Regions from separate parts of the Homo sapiens genome. Here all the other regions are linked to region 3. A link is a loop called in an ENCODE intact Hi-C map of the cell type or tissue named here. Cell type or tissue: PC-9. All regions are shown on one strand. Links, peaks and the distances in the headings refer to the core of each region. The heading gives the core; the rest is flanking DNA.

Region 1 (10,108 bases), core at 865-8,864, 740 kb before region 3:
AGAAAGAAAGGAATTTGCTTTAAAGTCAGTGCAAAGGGTCTGTAAGCCTAGAAGAGGAATCTGGAAACCCTTTACAGAAGAGCCTTCTCCCCACAGGATTTCAGGGCAGCATGTGTGAGACCCAGGCTGACTGTAGAACAGAGGCCATAATTTGGAATATAGAAGGGAGGGGCATCTGAATCACCCGGGGAGGTGTTTATATATAGTGTTTTGTTTTTTCTTCAAAAGCTAGCCTCATGTCAGACTCATTGAGTCAAGCTCTCCTTCTCTATCCTTTCTATCCCTCCCACTCCCAGTTGAAGACAAGTGTTTTCAACCTCATACCTGGAGGTTACAGTGAGACATGGATTCTAGAAGAGGTTGAGAATATCCCTAGGTCTCACATCGTAAGTTCACTTAGCTGAATGACAGGATTTGGCAGGAAAAGAAACTTAAAGATGAGAAATCCATTCTCTGAAAAGTATTTTGTGCTTTTGTGTTTCTTTTGTTTTCTAGGAAAATTCATCCCTTTGAAACATTCTCGCCTTGTTTAAGCCAAACTAATGGAAATTTTGGTCAGGATAGATCCAAGAGTAGTTCTCTCTTCTAATGGCCAAGTGTGGTGACAGTCAAATGATGGGTAGAAAGGGGGAAGTAAAACATGAGGCAGGATGAGCTTGGGAACACCATTACCAGCGATTTCCTTTCCATCTCAGACTGAATAGTACATGTTTAAGCAAACAGTGAACTTTCTCTTTATCAAATGCTCTTTTTTCTGAAGTATTAGTTTTCAGAGAGTATTAATTAGTAGTTCCATTTACAAGTTAATTGTTTGCATTTATGTGTTAATCTTGTCTACTCAGATTTCATAGCTGTGATAGAGTTTGGGGCAAAAAAAAACACTCAGTTTCGTAGCTGTGGTAGATTTTCTATTCTAGTAATTTATTTAGGGTAATGATTGAATTTAAAGCTAGTTTCTTCTATCATATACAATTTTGAGTGGAGGTTTGAAAAATGACAAGATTAATTTAACACAGTATAAGAATCTTGTTATCAAACATAACTAGTGTAGGTAAGTTTTCCTCCTTTGGTAAAGAGATTATGAATAATTACAGATAAGAGACTGGAAGTGAATTTAAGAAGGACAGATACCTCACAGGAGCAGTCTGAAGTACCATTTTTTATGAAAAAGCTTTTTAAAAATCAAGCTATGCATTTTATATTTATTGGAAAAGAAACATGTCAACAAGTTTAAGTCCTTACAGTAATCTCGTTCTTAAGTATAGTTCTTAGATATGAAGCATTTTAGAACATCAGCTCTTCCTATGCATTCAGGGTGCTTTTTCCTAGATTCAAATTATACCCTACGGTCAAGAAAGAAAGAAAATACATGGTAAGATTCCTGGTGCTGTAACTTCCACAGGAAAAAACATTTCAGCAAAAGTAAATACATAACAAGTAGGGCTAATCCCTGGGTTTTCTACCCTCTCATAAGGCAAATTCTTCTGTGTTCATAGGCCATTTACCATATTCATAAGCCGGGGTGCTGTGTTCTTTCTTGTGTTTCTTTCTTGTTTGTTGTGATTAAGCTTGTGTTATCTTTTATGCAATAGTAATGTATTTATTAAAATTGAGACTGTTTTTCAAGCACCAAATTATGAACCATCTAAACACAGTCCTTTTTTAAACATTTTAAAGTGTGTTCACAATGAAACCAAGAATGAATTGGAGAAGATGTTGAAATGTAATGAGGAGCACCCAGCTTATCTTGCAAGTGATGAAATAACCACAGTCCGGAAGAACCTTGAATCCCGAGGAGTAGAAGTAGATCCAAGCTTGGTAATAAATACTGCTGAGAAGCAGGAATCTGCTTCCTTAATATTTGTTTCTTGCAGTAAATGTTACTACATGTGTTAGTTAGATATTTAAGTGCTTAATTTGACTTTTGTCACGTGTACATTTGCTGACAGTAAAAGCTTAGTCATTTTGATTGCGTGAAGAGAAGGAATTTTATTCTCAGTATTGCTTTTTTAAGAGTAATGCTTTAATTTGTAAATGGAGAAATTTACTTTGGCAAGTTCAATGGTCAACAGTCAGTTCATGCAAAATGGGATGAAACCGACCTAGACCTTTGCCCCACGTCACGCTGTTTCAGATTGCAAAATAGAATTTCTGTTTAAAAATGGCATATATATGTGTTTTTGTGTGTGGTTTACAGTCAAATGTAACTCAATTAGATGTGAGTGGATTCAGAAAAAATAAAAATGTTGTTTTTATTAAATTGGATATGACCATTGAGTTCTTTCTCCATTGTCCTCTTTTGTTAATGTGAGAATAAAAATAGTCTACACTTTAGGCTACTTTTTGCTTACCTTCATGATGCTTTTTTTGAGGATGAATTTTAAAAAATACTTTCGGGCCCACGTTTTTTAAAAACTACATTCTCTACTGCTTAGTTAAGATGTAAGGAATTCAAAAGCTCCTTATAATATTAGCTTAAGTGAACACAATTAGAAAAATAAGTCTAGTGGGGAAAGCAATCATTAACAAATTTCAAAGCCACACAAACTCTTTTAAAGATTATGTGCTATTTATGTTTCTGTACTTGAGGGATGAGTATACTTATTTTAAATTCCACCACAGGTCAGAACAAGTAAAAAAATAAAAATAAAATTGGTAAAACTCAAAGCAGTTATATACATCTAGCATTATTTATATATTGAAAATGAGATGAAAGCTAATGATTACATGAGCTGTTTGAGTTGAATGTGGATTTAGGTTTTATTCTTGTTGGTCCCAGCTCTCGTTAACAATAAGTTATATTCAGTTTGACACTTTTAAACGTTATGTGGCACGTTGGTGAATACAGTAGGAGGGATTTTCTCTTCAGAGTGGTATAGAAGAGATGTTACGTGATTTTTTTTTTAAACTTTTTGCTCATGTCTTAGGCAATGAATTGACTGTATGTCTTAATTAGTTTCTAAGACCAAGAAAACCTCAGGTTTTTTAAGTGACAGTTTGTTCAGTGCACTTTGCAAAGCTATAAAATAAGTAGCAAAGTACCACGAGAAGAATATTGCATGGACTAGATATCAGGACATGTGAATTCTAGTGTATTTCCATTATATTAGCTAATAATATGTCCTTTAATAATTGATACCACTTTTCTGACCTCACTTACCTCATCTGTCAAAAGGGGTTGATGTTTTTCTAGTTAACATTATTATTGTTTTGCTCAAAAAAGGACAGAGGGTATTAAAGAATATTGGACACTCAGAGTATCTAGTAATAAAGTGGTAGGGATCATATTGGTATGGTAGCAGTAAAATTTTATAAACAGAAAGGAAATGTTGAGTTGCTAGACATGATCTGAGACCATCTTAAGTTCTAACTCTGTTTTTAGATAAGGCTTTCAACCTCTTTCTGCATTGGTTTCCTCACCTCTAACTAGGGGAAGGTAATACCTACCCTGTCTACTCCACAAGATGATTATTTGATTATAGTAACAGCATTTGTTTAAATCATTGCTAATTTTTAAGTACATAAACTGGTAATGGGTCAGAGTAGTAGTAAATCTAATCTTTGCCTTAAAAAAAGTAAGTGAATAAAAAAATTTGAATAACTATGTAAAGAATAACCTTGCTTTTGCTTTTAATTAACTTTTTTGGTAAATATAATTTTTGTACAACTTCTCAGTGTGGTTGATCAACATGAAGAATATACAGTAACTCTGGGCTTTCTTTTTTCTCATTTTAGATTAAGGATACTTGGCATCAAGTTTATAGAAGACATTTTTTAAAAACAGCTCTAAACCATTGTAACCTTTGTCGAAGAGGTTTTTATTACTACCAAAGGCATTTTGTAGATTCTGAGGTAAGGTTTCCAAAAACAAAGAGAAGTATTTTTAAGCAACAGTTGTCAAAATATGCTTAAAAGTAAACTTTAGCTTAAGCATTAATTTTAAGTCCTTTGATCATCTGGGGAAAAAAAGTATGTGTAATTTATAAAGAATAATCTAACTCTTATATTTTCAAAGATATTTGCCACTTTGTTCGTGATACGTGCATATTATCCCCAATGCTTATAAGAATATGTGAATATAAATAGTAAAAAAAAGTGTGAATATAAATAGTAAAAAAAATAAATAAATAACAGGAAATAGTCCCTTATTCCCTGACCTGTAAGAATTTTAGTTAACATTTTTATGTATTTCTTTTCAACTTTTTCTGTACATAGGGAGAGAGACAGAGAGGGAAAGAGAAAGTGTGTGTGTATCTGTGTGTGTAACATAACCATCCATTTGCATAATGGAAATCATCCTGCAAAACAGTTTTTATCATGCTTTTTTCAGGTGTCATAATTATTTCTTCATATCACTAAATCTTGTTTTAAATAATCATAAAGTTCTTGTATTAAAATGATTCATAATTTAAAGTAACCCCTAGGTGGCAGCAGTCTGATATATTTTCAGCATTTTCTTACAAGCAAAAATGCTTTTAAATATCCTTTTGATAAAGCTCAGTTAATCAACAATCTTATTTAATTGAGACTTCTAACATGCTGTTCTTTTGTTTTCAGTAGATGAACATAAATTTATATTTAAATGCACCTAATTAAAAGTGGCAAGTTTTTTTTGCATAATTTTAATTGTAGAGTGAACTTCTTTCTATAGAAACTTCTGTAGAAAGAAGAAACTTCTGTAGAAACTGCCTTCTGTAGAATAAGCTTCTTTTTAAATACATCACTTTATTTTCACACAGCTGAATTTTAAAAATGGCTTGAGTACAGACTCAAAGAAAAGAGGTTAACCTAAGGACGTATTTAAGATAAACATGGTTAGCTGAAACTAAATATAAATGGAGGGTATATGCTGTGAATTTCAACTTACATACAATGTAATGTAATTTGCTACTACTCAAGCTTATTTACTTTGTCATTAGAATTGAAACAAAGCTATCTAGGTGTCAGACAGATATAAGCCAAATTATGCAGAATTTCATGGCTCCGTACAGAAAGGATTCTGTAGCTTATATCTACAGTATATGCATTAGGTAAATCTGAGTACTTTTTAAGCTTAGGACATATCTACTGGTTCTAGTAGTTGTATGTGTTTACGATGATAGTTTTCATTTTAACTTTGCATCTGGTAATCTTAGTTACTTAATATTTCAGTTGGAATGCAATGATGTGGTCTTGTTTTGGCGTATACAGCGCATGCTTGCTATCACCGCAAATACTTTAAGGCAACAACTTACAAATACTGAAGGTAAGCCACATAGGGACTGCAGTCTTATTTTGACATTAAAAAATAATAGTGGTAATATCCATATTTAATAGAAGGATGCCAAAATACTTCCCAAAAGTAGATTTATTAGAAAAACTGGCCAGGTGTGGTAGCTCATGCCTGTAATCTCAGCATGTTGAGAGGCCGAGGCAGGAAAACCGCTTGAGGCCTGTAGTTTGAGACCAGCCTGGGCAACATTGTGAGACTCTATCTCTACAAACAATAAAATAAATTAGCCGGGCATGGTGGCACACATCTGTAGTTCTAGCTACTTGGGAGGCTGAGATGGGAGGATCACTTGAGCCCTAGGATTTTGAGGCTACAATGAGCTATGATCATACTACTGCACTCTAGCCTAGGTGACAGAGTAAGACCTTGTCTCTTTAAAAAAAAAAGACAAAAATTATTATTTGCTTTTAAAATAAATCATAATTGGAAAAGATGGGTGATAAAACATACCAGGAGTTTATTTTCATTGCATGAAACTCTGTTGGGAATGGACTCCTAGGTATCACTTAGTTTTTTGGGAAATCTGCACTTCCATTAAAGTGTATAGCTTAAGAATATGACATTCTCTGAGACTATATAGGTTTCATGCTGATAAAACTACTGTATAACAGAGATTTTCTATGACTATGAAAAGTATTAGCAATAGTTCTAACATGATAAAAAATTTACTCTCCATATATATAGGTTAATTTTATCATCTTTATTCATTTATAAAAACGATGCTCCTCAGGTTTTTTAACTTTCTTTAAACAGTTAGGCGATTAGAGAAAAATGTTAAAGAGGTATTGGAAGATTTTGCTGAAGATGGTGAGAAGAAGATTAAATTGCTTACTGGTAAACGCGTTCAACTGGCGGAAGACCTCAGTGAGTAGTTCTTACTGCCCTCTACCTTACTACCTTTCCACCTTTCCCATTTCCATTTGTTTGTTGATCCATTTAATCTCAAACTTACAGAAAAGTTACAAGGAACTGGGCTGAGCACGGTGGCTCACGCTTGTAATCCCAGCACTTTGGGAGGCCAAGATGGGTGGAAAACAAGGTCAGAAGATCAAGACCATCCTGGCTAACACAGTGAAACCCCGTCTCTACTAAAAATACAAAAAACTTAGCCAGGTGTGGTGGTGGGTGCCTATAGTCCCAGCTACTTGGGAGGCTGAGGCAGGAGAATGGTGTGAACCCGGGAGGCGGAGCTTGCGGTGAGCCAAGATCCTGCCACTGCACTCCAGCCTGAGCGACAGGGCGAGATTCTGTCTCAAAAAAAAAAAAAAAAAAAAAGTTACAAGGAATTTTTTTCTTCTCTGAAGTATTTGAGAGTAAGTTGCTGACCTTAAGTCCTATCACTTCCAAGTAGGTTCATGTATAGTTCTTAGAAACAGATTTTCTCATAGCAACCGAACATTGATAAATTACAATATCTAATTCTCAGACCCCTTTCAAGTTTCACCCGTTGTCCCAGTATTATCCCTCCATATAACAAGATGTTCCAGGCTCAATACCTGACCCAGCTTCCTTTTTTTGAAGAATGGTGTTTAGAAATGGAGACCTAGAAATTATATATGCTGTTATTGGAATATCACTGTTCCCTGGTTTCTCAGTGGAAAGAGCTAGGAACTAAGTGTTGTGAATGTTTGTGTGTGTGCAGGTGAATATACACACACTGACATCTGTATTCCTAAATCATGTGTATATTTATTTATTAAAAACTGTGAGTTGATGCTGATACTTCCCATTTTAATCCAGCATTACAAGGTTTGTTCTAGTGTTCTCCCTTTCGATATTTGTCACTTGCTTTCCTGATAGAAAACGGGCTTCTAGTATCCTTAATATATTTTCATATTTTGGTCAGTCCTCCTATACGTAACCCAACTTGAATGAAGATATGTCCTTTTCCATTGCAGAAATGTTCTTTTTCCCCAGCTCGGACTCAACACTACACACCAGGCCACCACATGGCGCCGCACCCAGCATTGACACTTCTTTTACCTTGTCTGGGCTCTGACATCCGTGCCAGGTTGCTCTTCGTCATGGAGTCCCTTTTACTGAGCTCTGCTCTGACGCTTTGTGCCAGGTGCCTCTCCATCTCATCCTTCCCACCCGCTAGCCTCTGCCCGACCCCAGACAGATTCCTTCCTCACCTGAAGCCAGACCATGCCTTTGTGGAGATACCCTCTTTACCCTGCCTGTGCTTCGCCAGCCTGCACCAGGCCACCCTCCTGCACAGATACTCTCCTCAGTACTGGACCAGGCTACCAACAGCCCCATGTGAACCCATTGTAACCCAGGTCAGGCATTAACACCTGCAGTAGGCTACCATGGCTTCCCCTTCCCACCCCCCTAGCTTGGCCCTACTAATAATCACTTTGTCACTGTTTGGGGTTGATATTTGGTTGTTTCTTGTAGGTTCCTAGCTTTAAGATAGGATTGCATACTAAAATTTACTTAGATCTTTGAGAACTCAAGGAAATCAGTGAAACATTATTGTTATTAAATAAAAATAAAATACCTGTAGTTGGTACCTCTGTTTGAGCCTGCCTTGTTACAAGTTTCACTGACTTCAGCTTCGTGTAACAAAGTATCTTTTTCTTTCAACGTGTACTTAAATTTCCTGTCTTATTAGTTTTCTGATATCTAAAAGGAAAAAAAGCAGATATCGTTAATAAATTAGAAAGAAGTTCTGCAAATTTAAAAGTGCCTTCTAAGCTGAGTTGTAGGATTACAGTACAATCCATAGGGTTATCCTGAAGAAGCCAGGCAGGGCTCTTCTGTGTTACACCCTGTGCCTGCGCAGCATGCTCACCCCTTGCCATCAGCGCTTGCGGCCCCATTCTCTCCCTCTAGTAATAATCTAAGTTCTGCATTGCTTTCTCCTTTCCTTTTCTTTCTTCCTTTAAATATTCTTCTTTCGAGACATATCTCATTTTAACTTTTATTTTCATTTTCTGTCACTTTTGGTTTTTCTCATGCCACCTTGGCAATGTAGTTAAGTTTGTGCTAACGTAGAAGATTAGTGCTCAAATCTGAATTGCCATTTACTACTAGCTGTGTCATCTTCGGCAGGGAATCTCCCAGAGCCTTAGCTTCTTTATTTGTAAAATGACTATTATAGTGGTTATTTCTCAGGATTGTTAGAATTACTTCCGCAAACATTTGCAAGTCCCTGGTTCATAATTTCATGCTAAATTAGTACCGTTACAGGAAGTGGTATATCATTGTCACAGTGTATACAAATATATTTCTTTTATATCCCTCGTGATATAATTATCAAGACAGTGAAACAATTCAATGAATTTTACCAGCATAACACATTTTTAAGTGATTGGAAAATCATAAGTATCTTTTCTTATGTTTTTAGTAGAGGCTTTGCAACCCCATTACTCTCCGCTCCCAATTTGATTATTTAAAGGAAGTGGATTACTAACTCAGATATGTACACTGTCAAGCCAAGTTCTATGTTCTACTGCTGGTTTTCCTGAGAAAGCAGTCATATAACTCCCTTGAAATGATTTACTACTTTTGTACATATAAAATTATAATGGTGTTAATGTACCAAATAATGTCCTTGGAAGCAAGGGTTTTGCCAGTAACTCAGCTGCATCAGTCACCCTCAAGGAGATGAGCCATGACTTTGTTCATTAGTTGGAAAAGAGTCTGGAGAGTGCCTTTTCGTTACTGTTTATCTTTGGTCTGACACTTGGGAATAGGGTCATGGATACTTCAGCCAGAAAACTTTCCAAATTTAAGTTATTAATGTATTATAAGGATCAAAGTTTCTAGTATAGCCTGTTCAATTAGAACATAGTGTGTTGGTTGATTGGATTTGGAGAAAGGGAGGCAATCAAATTTTTACTACAGTTTCAGCCTGTTACAGAATATTGTATAGAGTGTTAAAATGTTGATGCATTCATATTTTTGCCAGTTTTAAGCTTGTACGATTTTAAATCATTTCCTTACCTTGGAGACTTCCCCCCCACCTTTTTTTTTTTTTTTGAGATGGAGTCTCGCTGTGTCGCCCAGGCTAGAGTGCAGTGGCACGATCTCGGCTCACTGCAAGGTGGTTCTCCCACCTCTGCCTCCCGAGTAGCTGGGGCTACAGGCGCCCGCCACCATGCCTGGCTTATTTTTTGTATTTTTAGTAGAGACGGGGTTTCCCCATGTTAGCCAGGATGGTCTCGATCTCCTGACCTCATGATCCGCCCGCCTCGGCCTCCCAAAGTGCTGGAATTATAGGCATGAGCCACCATGCCCAGCCCTGACTGCCCTTTAAGATGAGTACATAAGTAGTAGTAGTACATTTTTCTTTCACATCCTGGAGAAGATATACTGTGTTCACTATTGAAATGAAACCATAAAGCTAGAGTTAGGAAGATTGAAGAAATGAAAAAGGAGCTCACATGATTTTGTCTCAGGAGAGGCTCTTCCAGGATTCTTTGGAGATATGGTAGATTCCATAGCTGGAGCAGGGAAAGGACAGGATGAGCCTGTGGGTGTAGAAAGGAAGGGAGTGCTTGAAAGATGATGAGGAGATGTCAGCAGGTCACAGAAACCCTCTGAAGGAGGCTCCAACTGGCCAGGCTGGGGACAATTTGGGCCCCAAAATAATGACAGTAACAAATTGTAACTCATTGAATGAAATAGGAATCCATACATTGGTAATTATATAAATAAGGGAATAAAACCATGATGCAAAAAGGGATGTTTATGTCATCACGCAAAATATGTTCACAGAAAATATGTACTAATTAAAAGAGGGAAAAGAGTAACTTTACAGTGGATGAAGCCTGGCAATCATCACTTTAAGCAAGTGGTCAGAGTTAATATTATCAGTAATGGTCAAAT
Region 2 (10,108 bases), core at 1,395-9,394, 1.6 Mb before region 3:
ATACATCATTTTCATACACAAATCATTGGTCAAAACTAGTCACATGGTCCCACCCTCACCCATGAAAGAAAGCACGATTCTACCACATGCTGGGAGAACTGGGAATCTGTGATATGCTGCATGAACAGCTCCCACACTAATCAGATAATCACACACGAATCAACATATGATTAGAAATTGAGATAATAGCACTGAATGAAATGAATAAGGTCCTAGCCAAAATGCACAAGAGGAAGAAGAGGAGTGAAAATTATTTAGCCTGAAAAATGGAAAATTCAAAAAGGCTATGAGAGCCATCTTCAAATATCTGATAAGCTGTGCTAGTACAGAAGAAATGGAATTTGCCTACATGGTTTCACTAAGCAGAACATATAGAGAGAAGTTTTCAGTGTAATGTTGTAAAGTCATCCATCCGGCAGAATTTTCTAGCAATGCTGCCTGTGGAGGCAGTACCTTTCCTATCCCAAGAGAGGATCAATCAGAATCTTCAGCAGGGATGGAGTCTCAGTATAGATGTCTTCCGAGGTGGCTGCCCATCCCAAGAACCTACTACTTAAGACAGACAACTATAACGTAGACTTCTATAGCCACCTATGACCATCCAGTGTGGGCCCAGTCACAGTGGCTGTAAGAAGACCATAATCTGAGCATTACGCCCAAAGGCTGGATGCTGCCCTTCCTTCTCATCTGGCCTACTCTATGTCATTTGTAAACTGCAGCCCTGCTGCTGTCACATCCTCCAGCCGACTTCACCAGTTTTACAAAGAGATAACTAGCACCAGCAATGACACACATAACAGCAAAAGAAGAGCTGAGTTTATAGTACACATTTGAAGTACATACATCTCATGACAAGGACTCTCTGAGAAGGGCACAAACATTCATGCCACTACCATGCACTACGGCACAGGCCAAATGCTTACCTGTGTCATCTCGTTCAATCTTCTTGGCCCTTTCAAGTGGGCAATAGTGTCCCCCTTCCCTTTTTTTTTGACATGGAGTCTCGCTCTGTCCCCAGGCTGGAGTGCAGTGGCACAATCTTGGCTCACTGCAACCTCCATCTCCCTGGCTCAAGCAATTCTCCTGTCTCAGCCTCCCGAGTAGCTGGAACTACAGGCACGCATCACCACATCTGGCTAATTTTTGTATTTTTAGTAGAGATGGGGTTTCACCGTATTGGCCAGGATGGTCTGGATCTTTTGACCTCGTGATCCGCCTTGCCTAGGCCTCCCAAAGTGCTGGGATTACAGGCGTGAGCCACCATGCCCAGCCTAGTGTCCCCATTTTACAGATAAGGAAATTAAGAAAAATAGCAGCCAAATAAATTGTTTATGGCCATGATAGCTGACCTGGGATCCAAATTCAAGTTGATCCTATGCTGCTTTCCTGCATTAAATGGGCTTTCCTAGGAGAGAATAAACAATGTAATACCTTGGGCCTTTGGAACTGCCACATAAACTGTATAGGAAACAGTAAGTAGAAATTTATTTCTCCATCCAAAAATGGAACAAATTCTATTTTGGAGTAAACAGATTTCTAGAGCAGATTAAAAACTGACTTTAGTCATCTCTGGGGAATAAAGTATATGAGCAAATGGGTCAAGGATCATAGGAAAGAGACGATTATAGATGACATTATAAAAAGATACTTAGTGCTGAGACACACAGCTATGTGGGTGCACACGTGTGCGTGTGCATCTGTGTTGCACACTTAGCTCTTGGACAACTTTCAGAGAACATTCCACAAGTGTTTTAATCACAACAGCATCCCTGAAATTCTTTCAGGCTCCCAGAACAAACTCTGAAAATATTCCCACATATTCAGATGCGTAGTCTAATTTGTTATTTTAACCCAACATCAGAGCCTTAATTTGAAGGTCATATCCCCTAAGTTTATACTACTAGGTTGAGGAGACAGGTGGAGGTAGCCAGGAACATGACTGCCAAAAACATACTAACCACAAGGCCAGAAACTTTTATTGAACTCTAATGGAAGAAAGTCTTTTCCCTTTACAGACACAGCAGTACCTATTACAGTCACATTTTGTCTCTGTACAAAACCCTTATCGGGTACACTGGGACATGAAGAAAGAATTCTGTGTCTTCTCTAAAAACAAAAACTGGTATCCATCAAACTGTGATAAGAGATAATGCTCCTTGTAACAAGCACCCTAAAAAAAGGTGTCACTATCCATGTAAAAGAGACCTTGAATCGGTGATCTACATTACACATTTGAATTTGCTAAACTAGCTTTAAAATGATCCCAATTTATATAAAGAAGCCTCCTCTAAAGGACTTACAAACTATCGAATTTGCTAAACTAGCTTTAAAATGATCCCAATTTATATAAAGAAGCCTCCTCTAAAGGACTTACAAACTATCACTGGCTAGTCAAAGAAGACCCTGTCTTACTTTAGACGAGTTTACTAACTTGTTTTACTGTTTACTTTAGAAATTTTCAAACATATACAATAGTAGATATAATAGTAAAATAAATTCCCATGTATCCATCACCTAACTTCAACAATTATGTTTGCCATTCTTATTTCATTTATCCCATTTTTTTGGCATAATATGTTAAGGTAAATCCCAGACAACCTATCATTTTACCCATAAACATCACTTTCTCAATTAGACACAGACATTTGTCTAAAGACTTTTTAAGTATAACCACCATTCTCATATCTAAACAAAATTAATAGTTCCTATTATTACAGACCTCACTTGAATTTACATTTTTCCTAATATATGAGTATGCTTGTGTGTGTGTGTGTGTGCGCACGCACATGTGCGTATGACTTTGTTGATATCCTGCCCTGTGTCCCCAGCCCATCCCTGGGTTCACTTGCAGCTGTGACAGGCAGTCCCCGAGATGTTCCCAGCCCCTCTCCTCAAGTGCCAGTGACTCTGCCCCTCTGCCTAAGGGCATTCTCTCTCCAGCCACTGCCAGGAAGTGCAGGGGAGTTAATGCAAGAGAACTGACACCATTGGGGCGACTGTCAACCACTGGGGCAGAATCAGTAGATAAATGCCCTAGCTTCCCCAGACTCTGTGGGCGATTCTACATTGGGTTCTATACAACCTCTCAGATGAACCCATTCAATAGCTTATTAATAGACAGAATCTTTATTGGCTTTTCTCTCATCTGTCTCAATTGCTGTATTCCCTCACTCCTGTTTCTTTGTGTCACCTCCCAAGTGAACTACCACAGCAGAGTAATTCTTGTTTCTGGAACTGTAGTGGGTGGGGGGTGTAAAGCAGGGACAGACAGGCTCAGGTCTGTTAATAATTCTTGATGACATTACATTTCATATGGACAACTGGCCATGAGGAGCCTGGAAGCCTAAGCTACTGGTAAGGGATTACTTGCTCTTTCCCACAATCAGTTATAGATCCATTACAAGTCTTATAAAACTAGATCTGAGAACAATTCTCAAAAAGAGTTCATTAGCCTTCACAGATCAGCAAGCTTGCTTTTCTGTGCATTTACAGCTAGCATCTTCCTGATTATTTCTTGCTTTGTTGTTATCTCAATTCTCCTCACTTCCCAAGGGACATTTTAAGACCTCTGGAAAGCTTTGGAGAGGTGAAAATCCATATATTTTTCAGATACAGGCATTTCTTTCTTAAATTCCAAAGAGAACAATGGGGATTAAGGTTGGGGAGGGTGGATTAAAAAAAAGAACTCACTCCAGGAACCAACCATCAGAGTGGAGCTTTGTTCAAACAGACCTTACTTATACATGAAAGCCTCAAGCCAAATTTAAAGACCAAAACAAAGTTTCTCTTTCAGCCTCTGTTGAGGATTATTCTGTCTCTATTCCTCTAAATTGTACAGAAATACTTCTAAATGATATATTTAGTTTCTTCATTCAATCACCTTTGTCCGTACTTTCTTTTGTGTGTGTGCGTGTTTTGTTTTTTTTGCTTTTTTATTTTTTTGGAGATGGAGTCTCACTCTGTTGCTCAGGCTGGAGGGTAGTGGCACAATCTTGGCTCACTGCAACCTCTGCCTCCCAGGTTCAAGCAATTCTCCTGCCTCAGCCTCCCGAGTAGCTGGGACTACAGATGTGCGCCACCACGCCCGGCTAATTTTTGTATTTTCAGTAGAGACAGGGTTTCACCATGTTGGTCAGGCTGGTCTCAAACTCCTGACCTCCCAACTGGCCTCCCAAGCTGCTGGGATTACAGGCGTGAGCCACCATGCCCGGCCTGTACTTTTTTTAGTGTAGTGTTTACACTAATTATCAATTATGTGTTTACCTGTCAGTGTCCCTCTGATGACTTGTGTATCTCCCACCCTAACACAAGAGAAGTTCAGCAGAGTAAGCTGAATCAGTAAATAGATGGTGGAGCCTAATGACAAAGTTTTCTGAAATAAACTCTATCTTTATGGTGGATGAAACTGTCAGGTGATATACTTCGACTGACAACACTGTCATTGTGAGACATGATGAAAGACTCCAGATCCTCTATATCTGCAAGCAAGGGACTCATATCACATTCTCAGAAGAGATGAAGGAGAAGCTAGGGGCTTGTTCATGAACTATACTGTAACTACACAGACACGTCTCCTCTTGTTCTTTGAGGATAATTTAGCTCTAGGACATTCTCCAAAGCACCAATTTTTAGTCAACAACCTCATCAGGGAAGCAGGAGAAAAGTTACTATATAACTATAGTGTGATCTAAGATCAAAGTCTAATACCTAATTTCTAAAAAGATTAAAACCATGTATTTTTTCCCTTGATGCATACGTGGAGAACCTATAAATAAATGGATTCCTTACTAAGCCATTCCCAAAAACTGCCAGGAGATGGCATCCACACTCTACTCATTTACTAAGAGTTTCTAGCTGGGCTTGGACGTCTTACAATCTTAGAATAAAATCTTTGGGGAAACAAGCTGATCAACGGGCTAAAATGTGATAAGACTACATTAAAAGCATCAGTCCCAGGCCTATTTACTTTGAGGTTCCACCCAGTGACTTGTAACTTTTCTGTTTAGTTTCCCTGAGAAAATCCTCCTGATAATTTAGAAGCTGAAGGGATCATCTAGGTTGAGCCAAGACTGAAAGATGCTTTGTCTTGGCAAGCAACATGGCTGACAATGGGTTCCCAATGCATATTCAGGAGCTCTTTGCAAGGCAGAGTTGTCCGCTTGCACTTACTGCAGTTAATTTTTTTTTTTTTTTTTTAATGAACAAAGCTTCAGTTTCCAGGAATAAAAGAAAAAGAAGTCAGAGGAAACAGTCTTTGATGTTATGAGGCTGAGACACTACTCTTCCTTCAGGACTATTTCATTCTGACTATAAGTGAATAAATACATTGAAGACTTCAGGAGCTCAGAAGATTAATAAAAAGAAAATGTTTTAACCTATCTTCCATCAAGTCTAAATAAACAATATATATATTGTATGACGCTTTGCAGTTTCCAGAGAATGGCCACAATCATTTTCCCATTTGTTCCCTATAATTACTTGATGAACAGCTCTAGAATTCTCATTGTAGGGATGTGGAGGCTGAGGCTCCTAGCCCTAAGTAACTAGTCAAGATGAGTATACAAAGTATCCACCTAGTTCTCCGGCCTAAACCAGACTAAAACTAATCTGACCACACACAATTATTTTGAAGGAAAGATAGAGGGATCATTTTTTTTCCCATCAAGTTGTCAATTTGTTGTAAGGTGGGAGAAAGGGCTCAAAATGTAAGGTGTGCTCTATTGGGAGGAATCTATGATGGTTATAGCCAGACTGCCTGGGTTACTGATAAGATTCCCTTCTTTCCTTACCTATGCCAGCAAAATAAACACACATCTTTGATGAAAAATAACTTGTCTTTAAGTGTCAATAACCAAGTGCTTAATAGCTATTAATCAATTTTCCACATGGCTTATTAACAATGACCTCCTGCTTCTATTGTTTTTGCCTTCGTTTAAATAAGTAAATGTTATTTCAAATACTAATTTCCTCAATCTAGTTTTCAAATAACAAATCAGTAATATCCTAAAAACATGCTAGTTTGAAAAATAATGATATGTTAATAAGTCTTAGAAGTATTTCCATCGTATAAAGTTGGAATGTTTGATACATCCAGAAGTTCAGATTAGTACAGCTACACCCATCCCTGTAATTTAAGAAAGGACTAAGGGATCAAATGAGTTTTTCCAAGGACAACAGACATGAAAAAAAAAATACTGACAGGCTAACAGACTAATAAAGAGCTGAATCTGCTGAGACAGAATTGCCTACCTGATAACTGTTTTCAGTATCTGGGTAAAAACATACTCTATTGTTTGAGCTTGAAAATGTTCGGATCAAAAGAAATCAGACTTGAAATAACCAGCCAAAGCCCTCTGCAGAAGTAGAAATTTGCAGTTTAAAAGCACGGGTAGATCATTTAAAAGAGGACAAAGCTGCAGTGTTTTTAAATCCATGCCTGCTCAATTAAAAAAAGTCTTGGGCGGGCGCGGTGGCTCACACCTGTAATCCCAGCACTTTGGGAGGCCAAGGTGGGCAGATCACGAGGTCAGGAGATCGAGACCATCCTGGCTAACACGGTGAAACCCTGTCTCTACTAAAAAAAATACAAAAAATTACCCAGGCGTGGTGGTGGACGCCTTTAGTCCCAGCTACTGGGGAGGCTGAGGCAGGAGAATGGCGTGAACCCAGGAGGTGGAGCTTGCAGTGAGCTGAGATTGTGCCACTGCATTCCAGCCTGGGCGACAGAGCGAGACTCCATCCCAAAAAAAAAAAAAAAATTCTTAGACAAAGTCAAAGATGAGTCTCATAATGCTGACATGGGAAAGTCATACTTTGAGAGATGGCTTCTTTCATCTACTTTCCCCCAACCATCTAAAAATGGAGCAAGTCAGTGGATGAACAGTGTGGCATTCAAACATTCTAGCCAGAAATTATTAACCAAATGATGGCTACTAAGGGAGAAATAAGAGTTTCTTTAATTTCATAGTATTAAAGGATGTTGTTTGAATAAGTTAAAATTCGCTAAGTCTTGGTCTCCAGAGAATGAAGTTTAAGTTATATATGTGTTCCCCACACAAAGAATGAATAAATTGGAGCTTACTGGAGCCAGAACTGACTTTCAAGGTTATTTATTCCAACTGCCATGGTATGTATGAGGTTGCTAAGGCCCAGAAAGCAAAGGTGACACAGCACTGAACCTGGCACAGGTGCCAGAAATAGAACCCAAAGTACTTGACTCTCAATCCAGAACTCCCTGCTTCATATGTGGGTCTCAAACCGAGAGGCTTGTTAAAAATGCAGGTTCCCATGTCTCACCCCACAAGGATGGAAGCATAATCTCCAAGGAGACATGTGTTTAGCAATGTTGAAATGCTTTTAAAAATTGAGTCTGCCTCTCTCTCAATTTCAAAGCAGAAAGTTTAACTGCATGAAATCAGGAAAGGCAAAGCTGTCAAGTTAGAGGAAGGAATTTACTGTCTCAGTAATTCTCTAAGATCTTGAAGAGCTGAGATTGGCTACTTTTCAAATCAGGGAAGACAACTTTGGCGGGCTTTTGGAAACATGATAGTAATTGAGATTCAGGAGGGATGTGACAGGTCTCATTCTGTACAATTGGGGAATTCATTCATCTCTAACCACCCAGGTATTCATTTAGTTTGAAAGAAAATGATGTATTTGTGCTAGATTTCTGCTATTTTTTCAGGGCCCGTATCTTCCTCTACCCATCAGATAGGGATGGATTTTTGTCCTCTATTCAATCTCAAGCATAGATAAAGTGATTGCATCACCAGCCGAATCCTTAAGGACAATTGGCGCCCATACCACACTTGGCTTGGGAGCACATATATGGGTCAGTGAGTATCAAGTGTGGAGCTGACTTGGCAGCCAAGCAATAAACCTGCAGTGATGGGCACAATTACAGCTCAGTTCTCAAAACCAAAGATCACACAGTTTGAATAGAGGTGTACAATTTCCAAAGCTATCAATTGTCCCAGGGTTGAATTGAGAGACGACGACAGATTAAATGCAGACAGCTGTATTTATATTGTGTCCCTTCCAAAAGTCCAGTTTGGGTTTTATAGTGAAGTGGCAAAAAGACGAGAGGACAATTTTTTTTTTTAAAAAAAAAGATGGTTCCGACTTGAGAAAGGTTATTAAAGGACTCAGGTGTGCTACGATTGTGAGATGCAAAAATCCCATTTTTAAGATAGTGACAAAAATGACATTTTGTACACAGACCCAAGTCTTGTTATGACAGTAACTTTCAGATGAAAAATTCCATAATTCCAGTCTAACAAGAGGTGGTTTGAGGAGAAACTCTCCAGTAAAATCACATGAAGTTTTCAGTCTTTCCACTAGAGGTCATGCCTTCCTAATTTTTCTTTAGTTGCTGGACTGGCTGCAACCCAAAAAGTAAGGCCTGAGGTTGAACATAAATTTTTAAAATTAATACCTGATTTTACTGGTATGCTTTCAAAGTGAGTGAGAACACAGTGCTTCTTGCCGGTGAATTTCAAATGCCCACATGCTGTTTGCAGCAATTCTACTGTCACGATGGGATGTCACATCGTCGTTGGTAAGATTCACAGCTTTGAGGTGAACAAGGAAGACAGAAAAGAAGGATGCCAGAAAGGATGATGTGGATGCCGTGATAGAAAGATTATTAATTTAGGATACAGGCACGCTTGAATGTGGACCTTAGCTTCATGATTTATTAGCTGTGTGGCATCTGGATAAGTTACTTGACTTTCTGAAACTTCAGTTTCCCCATTAAAAAAAAAATGGGGGTAATATCATCTTTCTCATAAGGTTCTTGGGACACTTAATTGAAACAGTTACATAAAGCTCCAAGCAGAGTTTCTGGAACTTTGCAATCCTGAGAAAATGTAATTGTATTTTTAAAATCACATTCTGTTCACACTTCTGTAGGTTAATGAATAACACTCGTCTTTATCCTGTTATTTGGGCATGTGACTTTTAAAAATAAATATTCCAATACTTTTTCTATCTATTCTATCACTTCCCTCCCTGTTTTTCTTTTAATTTTAGTTTTTATTTAGTAATGTAGTCATGTGGTTCAACATTCAACAGCACAGACGTGACCCTGGAGGGGAGGATCTGTGTTTGAGTCACCCCTTTATTACCAAGAGCTCCTCATGCAGTGCTTTGTAATGCAAGTAACTGTGTGTCAAGTAATGTGGGTTGAGTGGGTGAAACCTCTTGACAACTCTGTCAGCTTTGTAAGGGACAGAAAACACTCTGAATGAAAAGTTAACACAAAGCACCTGGTAGATAGGAGAGAGGGAAGGAGGGAAGGAGGGAAGGAAGAAGGGAAAGAAGTGAGAGAAAGGAAGGGAAAGAAACAGATATACTGATTTTTACAGTTAGTTTTAGCTTAATATAATCTTTTACAGGACTCAATCATGACAGCTAGCATCACTGCAAACAGTAAATCTGTCATCATTAAACAGGTACCACCAGAGCCCTGCACCATCACTCAGTTGACAAATACTTCAGATTCTGTCCTTAAAATGTTTGTGGTGTAGTGTCCTTCCTGCACACCCCATGCCACTGTGTGTCACTGTAACAGTCCAGCCAGGGTCCTCACATCTCTCACAGGGACAACTGCAATACCTCCGAACTACACTCTGTTCCCACCACCGCACCCAGCATAGGCTGCCAGAAGGAGCTTCTTGAAGGATGGGCTCTAATCACATCACTCACCTGCTCAAAATCCTTCCACGGTGCCCCCATCTCCATAGCCAAGGCCTCCCCCACTCTGAGGCCAATCTCCATTTTCGTCCCTGTCTTAACTGCTCCCTTATGTTCTTAATTGGCCCCAGCCCCCAAACGGATCCCCCACAATATGCTAGTCCCCCAAATATGTCCAGTGTTTTCCAGTCCCCAAGCCTCTACTTGTTCTCTTCAGTGTGCCCTCCCTCCTTGCCTGCTGAAATCCTGCCAATTCTACCCACCTAAAAGCTTTTGCCTCCTAACCTTACTCCACAATCATACAAATTATTTCCTGTCCCCCTTCATACAGCATTTGTACTACAGCTATTTGAGCTCATTCTCATGTCTCACATGAGACCATGAGTTTTTTGAAGACAGGAACGGAGCCTTATTC
Region 3 (10,108 bases), core at 759-8,758:
CACAGACTAAAGAGCCCTCTAATTTCCTATACTAATGTTTAAAATATTTGGCCTTACCTGAAATGGTTCTGCACTCCAAAGTAACTGAAAGACTTAGAGCTCTGCATGTGATTCGACACTTTCCACAGGAAGAGGGTGGTATCCTTGCATCCTGAGGATAAAGACTTTACCAGAGTAGGTCAGGAAAGGACCCTATCTCAGAGCCCTTGTTCTGGTTTTTAATGACAAATATCTTCAAACCGAGAGACCATATATAACCTGATTCCTACTGTCAAAGCCAAGAGCAGTGGGGAGAGTTTTTCCATAAATGGCACAATATAACTCTATGATGCCAGGGAAGTTCAGTGATACAGCTGGATCACTGCAGTAGCCACACCCCTAGATGGGCCACACTTCCCCTGGGTCTTCCTTTTCATGCCACATGGCCCTAATTTCCCACCCAGGTTTTTTTTTTTTTTTTTTTTTTTTTTTTTTTTTTTTTTGGTATGTGTTGTTTTTCTTTCTCCGCTTAGCAATAAAGCTAAGAACATTCTCAAATCCTCCATTTTTTTCTTCCTTTTGGGACTAATAAGGCTAAGAACATCTTTGAACTTGTTCAACAATGGCATTGCTAGGTTGCAGGATGCTCACTTGTTGTTTTTTTGGTGGGGGAGGGGGACTCTGTCGCCCAGGCTGGGGTGCAGTGGTGCGATCTCGGCTCACTGCAACCTCCTGCTCCCTGGTTCAAGCAATTCTCCTGCCTCGGCCTCACAAGTAGCTGGGATTACAGGCACACACCATCACGCCCAGCTAATTTTTTGTATTTTAGTAGAGACGGGGTTTTACCGTGTTGCCCTGGCTGGTCTTGAACTCCTGAGCTCAGGCAATCCGCCCGCCTCGGCCTCCCAAACTGCTGGGATTACAGGCATGAGCCACCACGCCCGGCCGCTCACATGTTCAGTTTAACTGGGGAAAGTCAAACTGCTCTCCAAAGTGGTTGTGTTGGTCTACGATGACACCTGCCATTTGTGAGAGTTCCTGTGCTTCCTCTCTGCCCACACGTGGCACTTCCTGCTTTTTGCCATTTCTATGAAAGATATCTCAGCATGATTTTAACTTTTCCTTTCCCTGTTTAATGATGAACTTGAACACCTTTTCACATAATTAAGGCCCACTTGTGCTTCATTTGAGAAAGCTGGGTTTCCTTTTGCCCATTTGTCTATAGGCAAAACGTGTCTACGTGTCTTTTGAACACACTGATAATGCTGTCTGCATTAAGACTTCCGGCCAGCCGCCCTGTCCGGGAGGGAGGTGGGGGGGTCAGCCCCCCGCCCGGCCGGCCGCCCCATCCGGGAGGTGAGGGGCGCCTCTGCCCGGCCGCCCCTACTGGGAAGTGAGGACCCCTCTGCCCGGCCAGCCGCCCCATCCGGGAGGTGGGGGGCGCTTCTGCCCGGCCGCCCCTACTGGGAAGTGAGGAGCCCCTCTGCCCGGCCACGACCCCGTCTGGGAGGTGTGCCTAGCGGCTCATTGGGGATGGGCCATGATGACAATGGCAGTTTTGTGGAATAGAAAGGCGGGAAGGGTGGGGAAAAAATTGAGAAATCGGATGGTTGCCGGGTCTGTGTGGATAGAAGTAGACATGGGAGACTTTTCATTTTGTTCTGTACTAAGAAAAATTCTTCTGCCTTGGGATCCTGTTGATCTGTGACCTTATCCCCAACCCTGTGCTCTCTGAAACATGTGCTGTGTCCACTCAGGGTTAAATGGATTAAGGGCGGTGCAAGATGTGCTTTGTTAAACAGATGCTTGAAGGCAGCATGCTCGTTAAGAGTCATCACCACTCCCTAATCTCAAGTACCCAGGGACACAAACACTGCGGAAGGCCGCAGGGTCCTCTGCCTAGGAAAACCAGAGACCTTTGTTCACTTGTTTATCTGCTGACCTTCCCTCCACTGTTGTCCTATGACCCTGCCAAATCCCCCTCTGCGAGAAACACCCAAGAATGATCAATAAAAAAAAAAAAAAAAAAAAAAAAGACTTCTATCCTTCAAGACACCATAAAAAAGGGGAAAAGATAAACCACAAACTAAAGATATTTGTAACACCTATAGCTGACAAAGGCTTAATGTCAGAAGATATAAAGAATCATGGGATCCAATCCCCTTTGATGCAGCCTAATGCAGTCAGAGCCCAGTAAAGGCTGGGTTGACTGAAATTACCTTCAAAGTCACGCAGCCCTGGACCACAGGGAAGAGCCACTGCCTCTGCCAGGTATCGCGGGAGGTCTTTCAGTTCCGATCAAGGAATGCAACTCCAGAGCCCTGAACTGCTACACTGGTGACCTGGTAAGTCCGTCATGCATAGGCACATCGAGTGAAAGCCTCCCCGCCCCCTTGCCCATGAAATTGCCAGGGAGCCAACATGACAGACTGGGAAGGCGAGCTGTGAAACAGAGTAAGATGCCGATGGCTCAAATTCCTGTGGCCCTTCTTTAGCCTATTTCCCCAGGAAAACCTCCAGTCAGAATGGCCTCTACATTTTGTCCCTTAGGAAGACACTTTGATTGTCCAGGAAGGGAAAAGTAGGTATGGCAGTTGCAGAGTGGGGGAACACTCTTAGTCCATCCACTGAGCAAGTTGATGAGGTAATGAGAAGTATTTGGAGCAAGGAAGTTGACAGCTCCAGTGCTTCCAAGTCTTAAGATTCTGTATCCATTACCAGGTCAGAAGTCTGCTGTAAAACAGTTACCTGGCTTAAGGGGCTTGGCTATTCAAAAGCAGGTCTGTGCCTGGGTGAGATAAGCCTTTTTCCTCTGAGGGAGACTCAGTGGGCCGGGCACAGCAGGGAGCAACCACACCCCAACTTGGACCACGGACAGTCTCACTCAAGCCCCTAGGACTCCCTGTCCCTTGGCAGTGATACAGCGGAAGGAGAGACATGCAGAACTGTGCCCACACCAGCAGGCTGTGGGGACAGGATCACACATGCCGCACAAACCATAGCGACTGTTAAGAACTTGAGCTAAAGGCAGGCAGGCCCTCACCCCCCGAATTCATCACACCACAGCCAGCCACATATTCCCTAGCAGGGGCTCCGTGTCTCCCGGAGCTGAGCTCCATGGAAACAACTCCCACCCACACACAAAGGTCCTGTCTTCTCTGGGATTTTTACAACCATTTTCTCTCTCCATGGTATTAGCTTTTGGTTTGATTCTCCCAACTATTAATAGATTATAAGTCCCTACTCTTCTATTTCATTTCACCATTGCCCTCAGACCTCCTCGCATTTAACATTTGGCTCTACACTGCATCCGACTGTGGGGTTTCCCCAGGATGCTCACACACATGGCATGATATGCAGAATGTTGTTCTTATTTCCTTCAAAATCCAGTTTTTTTTAAAAAAAAAAAAGAAGGAAATGGGGAAGTATTATTAGGCAGGAAAATAAATCCACAAAGGGCAGTATTCATGTCACTAAAAAGCAAACAAATGAATAAAGACACAGAAAAAAAGTGTTATTTCATTCATTAAAATTTTTATTTTGAATAGCTTCAATCAAAAAAGGTTTCATAAGATTATTTACAATGCTGAATGTACAATTATGAATGTATGCCTTTTTGACAAGAGGGTACCATTCTTGAGCAGCAATACAATTTTAAAAATATAAAGATGCAGTATCATTTCTGATATAAAGTTACTTAAAAAAATCCAAGGTCTTAGGGAATTCACAAATCATAACTAGAAGTAACTTTTATTAATTTAATGTACACATAATTACCAAATTTTAATACATTAAAAATGTGTAAATGCCCACAGACTGTACAAAAATTAACACCCCATTTTGTTAAAAGTTCCCAACCACCTCCCACCATAAATATACAAAAACCTATTTTTAGATATGTCAAAATTGCATGCATGAATATTTTCTAAAGCTTGAATTTTGCTCTTCACTGGATAATGTTATCTATAGCTGTTTCTGTAACAGACTACATAAACATTGATATATTATTTACCATGCCTTTGAAACTGTGCAGGACTTTCATAAACATGGGGAACAAAATAAATAGAGTAAAAACTGCAACAGTTTTGTTTAGATGCAAGTGCAATTGGGAAAGCTTTCGAATTTCAGGATTATAAAACTACTATAAAAGTATTTATTCTGTTGTTGGCTTAGCCACTTGTATTCAAGCATTATTTGCAGCATTGCTTTACAGCAGTTGGTGCTAGAAGATACAAAACATATAGTTACCACTATTTATACTTGAGGGAGAAAAAAAACTTTAAACAACCCTGAGGGAGACACACATTAAAAATCTTGTTATTTATTTAAAAAGTTAAAAAGTTACATATCATTATTTAACAATTACTTTCCCAGACATTTCTGTCCTTTAAGTATGTGCATAAATAAAATTTAAATCAGCAATATTCATCTTAATACATCAAAATAATATATGTACAGATTTTAAAATTTAGGTCTGTATAAACTCAAATAATTTAATGTGAAATTCAGAATCAAAATTACTATGTAATGGTAACCTACGAGAGAAGACTCAGTCTATCTATGGCACTGAGTAGAACCCACACCTGGCTTCACAGGCATTCTTCAAATAACATTCTCAACGTGAATAACCCACCTTGTCTATATTCAAATCTAACTTCCTACAAATGCTTTTCCAGCCACCTAAACACCTCATTCCTTTGAAAACAATATGGACAGAAGAGATATAAAACCCTTACTAACTCTAAATGTTAAAAAAGTGGGGGGGGGGTGTCAAAAATAGCTCTTTATGATCATGCTCTTAAAGATGTTAAATACAATCGGATAATTGAATTTTTAAGCTGCTACTTAGCAATTACTTTCATTATATGCTTCAGTACTTAAACCAAAGAATAAAATGCACAATTGTGGAAATCACTGAAGAATAACACGAGCATATTTGAAATTAATATGGAAATTATAAAATGATCCAGAGAATAAGTAACTATAGAAAATAGTGCTAATTCACAGCTCAAGAGGTCTAAGATGCATAGCTTCATAGAATCATTCATGGAACAACTGTTATCATCTAATGTGTATTAATAGCATATTATACATTTGATGGAAAACTTCGATTATATTTTTGCAGGAATCATCAGTGGCAATAGCAGTAACAGTGATCCTGAGTGTAATTTCTATTTTTCTATAGTTACCAAACATCATCCAGGTCTTTGCAGCATAAAGAGTGAGAACCATTTGGTCCTAAAATTCTAGGTAAAATTTGGTAAATTTGTAAATATATGTTGGGAAAAGAATGATCAGCTAGAAGTAGAAAGCACGAGCAAGCATGTTACTGGCTCTGGAAGAACAGAGAACAATGTCACACTGTTTTCATAGTTTAGCGTCCATTTTATAGCACGATCAGTTTTCTGTGTTGTGGTAACTGTGGGCGTTGCCAGACTGCTGGATCCACCTATAAAAGGTGTTTTTTAAAAGTTACCTTAATTTTGGCAAGAATTTAAATGTTAATCAGGCCAAACAGAAAGGTGAAAAATGTTTCTCCACATCTCTTTTGGCTCAATGAATGTCAATTTTTTAACTTTATTTCCTCAATTTTTTTTCTCCCAGAAATTTCCGCATCAAATATGCTCATTTGTAACGATCCAATTCAAAATAGACATGTTCTGACCTCTGGCGCCACCTAATGGCATAAAACAAACTCATCAAATTCATATTGCTTTGAAAAAACGGCAGCCATTCAAATCCAGTATTTTTTAAGCCTCATTATTGATAAGACAGAGACATACATCAAACCTCAAAAAATTTTATGAGGTAAAATTCTAACTTAAAAAAAACTATTATCCTATGTCTTTAGGTAATTGAAAACATAGAAGAAAATTTTAAAAAACCATTTAAAATAACACAAAGCCTGACAGAAACAAATTTGAAGAAACGTTAAAAGATGAATCTACATCTACTGCCGAAAGAAATGAATCTTATTTCCTAGTGAAAAAGGTTCTACAACATTTAACAGAAGCAAATTAGACTGCCAACACCACACATAGCACAGGAGCCATTTAAGAGCTTTGAGAGGCGTCTCAAGAAGGCAGTGAAGCACCTTGCTGATTAGAAAAATAAAACCCAGGCAGTTTGTACAGAAAATATAAAACCAGAAATGGAGATTACCTGAGTTGTTCTATAAGCAACACCATAAACACTCATTCCTAACTCTAGACCATCATAGGGAATTGGCATATGTTTATACAGAATTCTTTGGAAGAAACATTGGAATCAAATGAAAACAGGCTTTCAGTATATTTTCACTGGAGGCTAATTAACACTCATCTTCTTTTTATCAATCACAAACTTACAGCCTGTATATAAACACAGACTTTTCTAACAAGAGGGTTGTGAGCATAAATGTGAAGAGGTAAACTAGTCTCAAAAACTAATGTTGAAAAACCTACCAAACACCAAACTTCTCCTGTACCCAATATAAAGAATATCACTGAAAGTAACAATCAAGAAAATTCTGGAAATGTATGTAATATTTGGGTTGCTGAATGAAGATATAGGACTTTATGGATTGATTGTTAATTTAACTGTTAGGACGATATATTTTTCTGTTTTTATTTTAAGGAAGAGCAAAGCTGTCAAATAAGCTACTATATCAGAAGGGACATAAACTGAACTAGTGCCATTCTGACACACAGGATCAGAAACTCCTAAAATCACATATTCCTGAATACTGCTATCAGCAATACCACTGAGACTGATTCACTGCTATGTTATGGTGATGATTTGACATGATCCATTCTCCTTAACTAAAGCTTTAGCTTCTGTGGTTGTCTGAGGTTTTGGTGGCCATTCTGGATCAACCAAGAGCTCCTGCGCCAGATACATGTACTTTGCCTTTGGTGTCTTCTTTCTACAGCCCAGGGCCCAGGGTAAGCAGCATTTTCCCCACCGATCCACTGACTCCTAAGAAAATAAGAAAAAAACAAAACAAAACACCCCAGTTGATTAAAGGCTTGTCGTTTTAAACAGGTTTGTTAAAGCACACATTAGCAGAGAAAAATAAGAGGAAATGACTTCTGAGCACAACGAATGGGGGAAAAAAAAATCCATGTTAAAAAAAGGCAGCTTTGGCCGGGCGTGGTGGCTCATGTCCGAAATCCCAGCATCTTGGGAGGTCGAGGTGGGAGGACTGCTTGAGCCCAGGAGTTCGAGACCAGCCTGGGCAACACAACGAAATGTGTGTTCTTTTGTTTTATTTTGTAAGGGCAGCTTTCAATTATTTAGGAACTGATTATTCTTTAGATTATATTTTTTTTGGGGGGATAATCAATATGATTGACTTCATTTAGTTTTATATACCTATACTCTTGTGTACTAATACCTTTTAAATAACTTGCAGATATGGATTCTTTACCACAGAATATCTAATGTATTAAGAACTTTAAGCCATTCAGAAAGAGAAAACATTTTTAATATTTAATTTGAAAATCTTCACATTCTGTCCCAAACTATCTTTTGGTACTATTGCTCCTGGCAACTTAGCCGCATGATCATTTTTGGAAGAAAGCTGTGTACAAGTATCCTTGTTACTGTTAATATCATCTCTCAAAACATGAAGTAAATATCGTTTGGTCAAAATTAGGGCTTCAATCATGTTTAATGTCAATTACGTCTTTTAAAACCTCATCCTTACTAATATAAAAAACAATACTGTTTTATAATGATGGTTTCCGTCGGTGCTCCACGACTGGAAAGGGGTATAAAACAAGTACTATTGCTTAGTATTATTTCATTGCAAAAAGCTCTGCTGTCACTGAAATCCTTCTGATCAATCCTGATGTTTTTAGTGAATTTGGCCTTAGATAAATGATCCTTGGAGAACAAGAAAGCAGAGTCCCTGGTTAATGCATAGAAATGTAAACTCAATAGAGGGCTGAAAAGGGCCCTCAGAATTTGTCTCAATTGAAATTTGAAATAAATATAAATGACTACACCAGGACTCGTAGTAGTTATATTTACTTCTAAAGAACAGCCACTTCGTAATGATTTTGGCTGTTGCTTCTCCAAAATGAAATTTAAATTCCAGGTCATTTTGTTTTGCCAATCAACATATAAACCAGGCTACAACTAGCTCTAAATGCAGTAATCTCACAAGGTAGAGTAGAACATAACTGAGCTACATATTCTAATGTTACCCAAAATGCCTCATGATTTAAAAAGGCAAGTTAGCTATAGATGTATTTTGAAACATGTTTCTAAATTGGCCAATGGAGAAGAGCAAAAATACTTTAAAATTAAAGCTCTTAAAGCTTTTTCATATTAACTTGGTAGCTCTTTCTCATCCAGTTGAAACAACCATCAGGAACCTACCACTCTCTCCCTCTCCTCCCTGGCCCCGCTGAGAGCACGGTAAACGTGACTCACCGCTCTCAATGTTAAAGGTCTGCTAGCTTAAGCCTGTCAACAAAACACAATCAGCTGCACTGCTACCAAGAATTTAAAGGCAAAAAAGGTGGACAAAAGTAAGCTACGTGGCATTCTGGGGTGGGGACGGGGAAAGTCTGAAGATTACTCGCCTAGTAGCCTTTTTACTGTCATAACTAAAGAGAGTTATATCAGCATCACCTTAAAAAAAAAGTCCACAGGAAAATATTTAGCATTAAGGTACAGAAGTCACTATGTATAGGATTCTTCAAGTGATCCAAAATAACAGATAATGCCTTTCCAGTATAGGCACACAACAAACGTAATATTTCATCTGAGATGACAGTTTACTACTTGGATCTTACTTTTCTCCCAAGGTGTCATTTGTCAATCTAATTGTGGGAAAAAAACCACTGTTCCTAAATCAATTCGAAAGCTGTCACCTTTTTTTTTTTTTTTTTGAGACGGAGTCTTGCTCTGTCGCCAGGCTGGAGTGCAGTGGCGTGATCTAAGCTCACTGCAACCACTGTCTCCCGGGTTCAAGCGATTCTCCTGCCTCAGCCTCCCAAGTAGCTGGGACTACAGGCACGCGCCACCACGCCCGGCTAATTTTTTGTATTTTAGTAGAGACGGGGTTTCACCACGTTGGCCAAGATGGTCTCGATCTCCTGACCCCGTGATCCATCCACCTCAGCCTCCCAAAGTGCTGGTGGGATTACAGGCATAAGCCGCCGCACCTGGCCAAAAGCTGTCACTTTTAAGTAGCACTGTTAGATTACCACAGGAAATAAACTAATGTTGACTGCTGACTTTTTTTAAAAAAGCAGAAACATAATAGGACTTGTCTGTCCAAAGAGTCTGCCAGGTTGAACAGCAATGCGTACGTAGCAAGCTGAGTTAAGGAAAGCCAAACACACACATATCTCAATTCACTGTTCCCTACTTGTGGAAAGTAAGTCAACCAATAAAATTAAAATTAATTTATTTGCAAATAGAACAATAACTGAATAGGATTCTTTTTATGCATTGAAAAATATCCTCACAACCCTATTACAAACAGTGTACACGTGTCACAATTTTTAAAAAGTCATGAGGAACACTAAGGATCCCCCTACTGTACCATAATTGGAAACATTTTGTTCCTGTACCCCTACCTCCCCCAAGTATCATACACAAAAAGTACACTACATGCAAGCATAGGTTTGTTAGTTTACAAACACAAACATACCACACACATTCTCAAACACAATATAATTCACTGGAAGAGAAAATAAAAGGTGCTACAGGCATGCTGGAATGAGAAATCAGCCAGCGGGGAGATGATGATGATGAAGGGAGAAAGGCAAGTACTGTGTAACACAAAGGCCATGAAACAGGGCATCGGGGGCACAGAATGAGCATGTGGGTCTCTCCAAAACCTCTACGGCACAAGTCCCTAAAGCAGAACACAGTAGCTATAGCAACCGGATCTTTCAGTTTGTTTCTGAAAGGAATGCTTCAGTGACCAAATTCATCCCCTCAGAGAAGGAAAGAGGCTACCATGCATAGTTTAGCAGAGAAACTAAAAAGAACTTTCAAAAATGTCAAGTTTACGCTTAGCAATGTCTTTTAGGAAATGTTTTCATGGGCAGTATATAAAACAGAATGCCATGCTTGAAGGAAAAATGTTATAATGGCGCTGTGGTTTTCATAAGTCTTCTTCCATACCAAT

Evidence for each region. Peaks named below come from ENCODE experiments on the same cell type or tissue, not always from the same donor. Only the 100,000 strongest peaks of a DNase experiment are listed, where the experiment ranks them.
Region 1: it touches region 3 in a loop (3-fold over the local background); 12 of 110 quality-filtered maps call a loop at or near these places.
Region 2: it touches region 3 in a loop (15-fold over the local background); 2 of 110 quality-filtered maps call a loop at or near these places.

The regions. Positions count from the first base shown.
Region 1 is chr3:193,661,145-193,671,252 of GRCh38, forward strand. OPA1 (OPA1 mitochondrial dynamin like GTPase) reads left to right here. Exons shown (of 31, transcript NM_130837.3): 26 at 1,678-1,818; 27 at 3,736-3,852; 28 at 5,152-5,245; 29 at 6,026-6,136. LOC102724808 (a long non-coding RNA gene) reads right to left here. Exons shown (of 5, transcript XR_924835.3): 3 at 9,664-9,750; 4 at 7,776-7,900. Among named protein-coding and RNA genes, the nearest start is that of OPA1-AS1, 39 kb to the left of the region's middle. In PC-9, for the core only: CTCF peaks have their summits at 4,461 (motif pointing right) and 4,666; a DNase peak (open chromatin) is centred at 4,447.
Region 2 is chr3:192,808,123-192,818,230 of GRCh38, forward strand. The region is part of intron 1 of MB21D2 (Mab-21 domain containing 2); the gene reads right to left. Among named protein-coding and RNA genes, the nearest start is that of FGF12, 86 kb to the left of the region's middle. In PC-9, for the core only: CTCF peaks have their summits at 4,823 (motif pointing right), 8,344 (motif pointing right) and 8,543; DNase peaks (open chromatin) are centred at 4,829 and 8,369.
Region 3 is chr3:194,399,181-194,409,288 of GRCh38, forward strand. It overlaps ATP13A3 (ATPase 13A3), which reads right to left. Exons shown (of 34, transcript NM_001367549.1): 34 at 3,497-6,936. The coding sequence ends at 6,739. GP5 (glycoprotein V platelet) reads right to left here and starts at 86. Exons shown (of 2, transcript NM_004488.2): 1 at 58-86. RefSeq lists enhancers at 916-1,469, 1,470-2,022. In PC-9, for the core only: CTCF peaks have their summits at 5,648 (motif pointing left) and 5,852; a DNase peak (open chromatin) is centred at 5,661; H3K27ac peaks cover 432 bases.